Linked DNA regions of Mus musculus: region 1 is linked to region 2. Evidence: chromatin loops called from intact Hi-C (ENCODE). Cell type or tissue: heart. All regions are shown on one strand. Links, peaks and the distances in the headings refer to the core of each region. The heading gives the core; the rest is flanking DNA. Region 1 holds the start of Lcn10 (lipocalin 10). Region 2 holds the start of Gm35630 (a long non-coding RNA gene).

Region 1 (2,894 bases), core at 1-2,500, 49 kb before region 2:
CACTTGGAGGGCTGCATCCTGATCTTCCGTGCTCCCTCTCACTGTCATTCTGTTCCTACAGTCTACTGTAGCCCATCCCTGGGCACAGCCAAGCCCACTGCTTGCTAAACACTCCTCTGCTCTGCTCTTTTCACAGATCCCCCTCTGTAGCCCAGGCTTGTGCCCTCCTTTCCATCATGTCACCTCCATCTACCCTCCCTAGTACTTTCCCTAACACTCCCTCGTCCATCAGCTCCAGCCACCCAATCCTAATGCTCCATTTCCCAGAGCTCGGAACTCACACTCCACATCCCTACCTCCGCTTAGGCAACACCCCAACACTCATACATAGGCTGTCTCATACTGCAGCTCCTGCATCTAGACCCCTCCTGGTGAGGGTCTCCAGTCGACTTACCCCACTGCCACCACCTCCAGCCCTACTCACAGCAAGCTCCACTTCTCCAGCCCCTTTCAGACCACCCTTCACCAACCATCCCCCACTCCGGGTTAGCCAGCCTTGTCTTCCCTTCACCCTCCCCCACCTCTATGTCTCTGGTCCCCGAGCACACTCATCATGCCTCTGACACCCAAAGATGATTCTACACATGGTACTCACTGAAAAGCAGCAGGCTCTTGTAGTTGCTGCCTCCACGCCCCAGGCGGAGGTATACCAGGCCGTACGTGTAGTCCGTGGACAGCACATGGAAGCCCTTTACTCCCTTGACTTCAAGAGAAGCGCCAGTGGTCACCGAGGCCTGCCCATCCGTGCCCACCCACAGGATAGAGCCCTCACTGACCTCACTTCCCAGGCCAGGTCATTCAAAGGAATTCAGGCAGCTCTGGAACCACGGCCAGCCTGCTCACCCACCCTGGGTGTCTGGCCGACCTGCTTATTTCCGTGGCGCAGACATCCTACTCACGGGTATTCCTGAACACAGGTCTCTTCCTGTCCTTCTTCAGAGTCACCTCCCTGGACTGGCAGCCCCGAGGCCTGGAGGACAGATACTGTGAGCTGCAGCCAGAGGGCTCTTCTTAACCACTGGCTGCCACTTTCTACAGCCAACTTCTCCCAGTCTACTTGCCCTTTGTCCTTAGATCCCGGGGATGGGAGGTGGAGAGGCAAGATGGCCAGTCTGGAGGAGAATCTTCTCATTTGGGCAAAGGCCTGCCCAGAGCTGAGAGATTCACTCCCAACTCCCTCTCCCTTCCACTCACTATTTCTCCCCAAATCACTCCTTTGGGTTTTAGGGGACAAAGAGGTAGTGGAAGCACCTAACAAGGCTACTCTCAGAACTCCACAGTTTCCGCTTCCCCGGCTAACCTGCAAAGGTGTACCAGGATCACTCCCACATCACACCCGCTCACCTGCTGAAGGCGATGACCACCCTGAGCTGGCCTGTTTTGTGCACCTTGACCACAGATGCCCCCAGCTTCCTCTTGTCTCTAGCCGGTAGGAACCCCTGGGTGTCTGTGGCGATGGCAATAATGTACCAGAAGCCTGAAAACTGTCGAGGCATGGGGGAAGGATAGTGTGAGCTGCTACACCATGATGCCTGTTCAAGCTCCCAGACAGAGCCGGTAAGTGATTCTTTCCCAAGCCCCAGAGCTCATCTGTATCTACAGGGGAGTTCTACCCTGTCCCTGACTAGAATGAAGAGGATCCAGTGCTTGGCTGGTCAGATACCCCAGAGGCTGAAGCCTGGGCTGGGTCCACCCTACCCACCTCAGAGGCCCCTTCCCTCTTGGCCTCCCTGTGACACAAGTACTCAGTCCTTCCATTTGCCCCTGAGCCACTAGCCACCAGCTCGTCCCTGTGGCAAATCCCTTGCTCCTAAGAACTCTGTGACTGTGCTATTCACACTGAGACCCACAGTCCTGCTTCAGGACACATCGACTGCTTGGCTCTGCTGCTCCTCTTACAGCCTCAGCTCCTTTGTGGAGGTGTCTGTGAAGGGTCCCAGGGCTGGGGCCATGGTGGGAGAGAATAGGTAACCAACCTGGCCGGCCTCAACAGCTACCATGCTCTGCCCTCCTGCTGGGGACATTACCTCAGATGGTCTCATAGCTAGAGTTGGTCCTTGCAGTCTTTAACCCTAGCACCTAATAAAAATACCAAGGGGTGTGTGGCTCACCTTGCTCCAGTTGAGAGTCTGGGCCTCCTTAGGGAAAAACTCCTGCGTCCAGGACACCACAGCCAGGGCTAGAGCTATGGATAGGGCCATCTCTAACTTCATCCTTAGCTCGGGCAGGTCAGTTTAAACCTGTATCTCACTGTATCTGTCCTGTTGTAGGGTGGGTGGGTCCTCAAGCTCAGGCTGCTTCGATGGGTGGGGAGGAGGTGGGCAGGTGTGGCTTCAGGCTGTGCCCCTCCTTCTGAGAACTTCAGCAGGGCCATTTTTGGCTGCAGCAGACACTGGCTGCCTGGGAGGCCCCTGAAGATGGACACCTCATTGTTCTCAGAAGCCATATGGAGGCTGCTCCTCATATCCCTCACTACTAAAGGGCTAGAAGTACACACACCTGCATACTACTACAGCCTGGAAGGCCTCACCTACCCCTGGTGCCTTGGGACTCTCATAACCCAGGTGATAGGCAGAAGCCTAGAGTGTCTGAGACGAGCTTCTTGGGCATTTATGCACACAGAACAGCAGGGAGGGAAGCAGTAGCAGCTAGGCATAAGCTTTGGGACTCCCTTCCCAAGGCTATATATAGAGTCTGAGGGGATAGTGATGCTCTTCCAGGGCAGGGAAGAGATGGGGAGGTGCATTCGTGTGTGCACAAGCTTTGACCCCCTTACCCCACCCTACCCACATGTGTTACTTTCTAGTAAATGACATCATTCCACCATTTCCAGACCTGATATCCCATTTGGAATGAGGGCCCACAGACTCAAGCCTTTGAGAGTTCCATGCCAC
Region 2 (2,902 bases), core at 129-2,628:
ACTCTATAGGGCCCTTGGTCCGACGGGTGCCATGAGGATCCTGGCCTAAAGACTCTCTCCTCTACTGCTTTTGATCACCTACAAGTCAAAAGTCCCTACAAGTGGGTCATGCGGAGAAGCAGAGAATAAACAACTTGTCTTTCAGTCTTTCCAATGTCCAAAAAACTGCTGTCAGTCTAAGTCCAAGAACATAGAACGAGATACCAACAAACACGGAGAAAAATAATCACCATACAGACAGCGCAACCCTGCCACAGGTGGGCGTCCAAGTTCAAGAACACAGAGAAAGACAATCAACACACAGTTTGCCCCTTCAAAGGCCCCAGTTACAGACACCAGGTGCTCCTGCCCATAAGGCAGGAGCCAGATCAACCAGTTATAGCAAGGCTCACTGCCACCGATATTGTCTTGCCAGTTCCAGAAGGAGCAGAGGCTTCCAGGCTCCCTCCAGGTTAAGGTACGTCTGTCCATCACACTTGACCACACTGCACCAGACACCATAGGCTCTCTGAGCCTCCCAACGCTTGCAAGATAAAGTTCAAACAGACTGACAGACTCAAACTTTGACGAACAGAAAGACAAACAGGAACCATGGTAAAGGCTTGAGACCTCTGATTCACCGCTCCAGTGTGTTCCCACAAGGAGTCATTTCCCCACCAATGCACCCTGAGTGATACCCTGAGTGAGCCACGTGGAGCCAGAATCGATGCAAAAGGCAATACATTTTTATGGTCAGTTATTATTTAACATCTAGTACCTGTTCTTTTTGTGACTCTTCAAAACATAAATTTAAACTATTTTAATTCTTTTTATTTAAAGCTTTCTAAAACAACATACCAAAGCCCACTTCTGATGACACACGTGTAGCCATGTGAAATTTTATTGTTGGGAAAGTTTTTATCCATCAATACTATCTTGTAAATGATTTATAAAATGAAGCGCTGGCTTCCCTGGAGATAAGGTCATGGCTAGTGCCCCCATCCCAAGGGATGCTCTTGTACCCATTATTCTCGCTTAAGATCTTAGCCTAGGCCATCAGGAACATCTCATAAGTAAGAAAAAGAATAAAAGAAGATAGAACAGATAAATTGCCATGAGAACTATGGCTGAATATTTTGCTCCGGGCAGGAGTCCCACAACCCGTTCCAGGAGACTTCCTTCCTTAGAAGTTCTCACCTGTCTGTCGAACTTTTCATACAAATTCTACCGGGGTTGGTGTTCCAAACTTCCTCCTCACCAAGGAAAATGTTGAACCGAAACAATATTGACACTGTGGTTATAGTGAGTCAGGAGGCCATCTGCCAACTACCCAACGTCCCTTCCTGAGAGGACACAGGAAGACCTCCCCAGATTTTGTCAGCATGGATATTCTTGTGGCATCCTGCTGACAGGGATGCTGAGTACAGGAAACAGACAGGATGGAGGACCACATGCCATGGGCCTCTGTGAGCCATGCAATATGGCACTTCATGAGGTATAACAAGGGCCAGGGTACCTCTTACCACCACCCAGAGCCAGACCAAAGGCCTTTGCACAGAAGCCCAGGAAAACTACTCAGCCTAAAGGACACTTTGCTCCTCCAGCCACCAGCACCCTCTTCTGGCATGAAAGAAAAAGGCAGCGCCTGCTATAGGCCTCTAGCTCTCTTTCTGGAATCCCCATTCCTCCCTCCCACCTCCTAACTCTCCATGAACTGTGTGCCTTGGATCTTTGAGAAATGCCATAATTGTGGTTGCTTGAGCCACAGTGGGAATTCTGTGAGGCCTGCCTTAGAAGTATATCTATATACTTCTCCAGGAGTATCTTGTGATCACCCTCAACAGGGGGAAGACCTCCCAAGACCAGGTCATAAAGGGTCTGGCAACCACTTATTGGTAGCCAGGAATCACAAAAACAAGAAAGCACTACAGTCCTTCTCCCTGTCCAGGGCCTTGACCAACTTGAGTCACAGGCAGCTCTTGCCACTCACTACACTGCTGGACTATAACATCTACCACCAAGGCCCCTCTGCCCAGGGCCAGAGCCAGGCTGGCTGAAGGATAGTGTTACAAACTGTGCTATCATGGGTCCTTGGACAAGGCCTTAGCACCCTGCCTGCATTCGGGGATGGTCTGCCGAGAGCTGAGCATCAGGAGACGAGTTTGAGAGTAGGCCAGCAGACCTGGAGTCCACACTAGACAGGCACAGGATAAGCTCCACCAAGGAAGGCCATGTGAGGACACACTGGGAGGTGAGCAGCTGTAGAAGCCAACCCAGGCAACCGTTGAGCTTTTCCCTGCCTCCTCGAGAACCACGAGGAACAGAGGCCTGCTGCCGGAGGTGCCTAACAGCCAGATTCCCTTGTGGTCCCCCAAGGAAGATTGCAAGGAGCATTCAAAGCCAGCCTAAGATACACAGGATGTTCAAGGCCAGCCTGAGCAACTTAGTAAGACCATGTCTCACAATAAGAGATAAAAAGAGTCAAGGCTGTAGCTCAATGGAACAAAGCTTGCATAGCTTGCACAAGGCCCTGGGTTCAATCCCACATTACCACAAAAACAGATAAAAAAGAAAATGGAAGTCAGGAGGTGGTGGTACACATCTCTAATCACAGCATTAGGGAGGCAGAGGCAGGCAGAGCTCTGAGTTTGATGCCAGCTTGATCTACCGAGCAAGTTCTAAGACAGACGGGGCTACACAGAGAAACCCTGTATCAAAAAAAAAAAAAAAAAGCAAATATAAAATTTTAAAACAAATGAAAGAAAAATCTAACTTGCTAAGACTACCAGCTACAGGACTGGGATGCAGCCTAGTCTGTAAAGTGCTTGCAAGCGTGAGAACTGCTCCCCAGAGCCCACGTAACAAAAGCCAAGATGGAATCAGGGAGGAGGCTCATGGGCAGGGAGCTGGCCAGAAAGTCTGC

What was found. A loop is a pair of places that touch in the nucleus more often than their neighbours do. Peaks named below come from ENCODE experiments on the same cell type or tissue, not always from the same donor. Only the 100,000 strongest peaks of a DNase experiment are listed, where the experiment ranks them.
Region 1: a loop joins it to region 2, with 2.0 times the contacts of the local background. A loop is called at or near these places in 3 of 42 quality-filtered maps.

Annotation. Positions count from the first base shown.
Region 1 is chr2:25,682,105-25,684,998 of GRCm38, reverse strand. It overlaps Lcn10 (lipocalin 10), which reads right to left and starts at 2,273. Exons shown (of 6, transcript NM_178036.4): 1 at 2,112-2,273; 2 at 1,345-1,484; 3 at 900-970; 4 at 596-703. The coding sequence starts at 2,213. In heart, for the core only: a CTCF peak has its summit at 1,006; no DNase peak of the experiment used is centred there; H3K27me3 peaks cover 1,048 bases.
Region 2 is chr2:25,632,953-25,635,854 of GRCm38, reverse strand. Gm35630 (a long non-coding RNA gene) reads right to left here and starts at 711. Exons shown (of 4, transcript XR_866052.2): 1 at 231-711. It also overlaps a transcript of Fcna not described here. In heart, for the core only: a CTCF peak has its summit at 1,603 (motif pointing left); no DNase peak of the experiment used is centred there.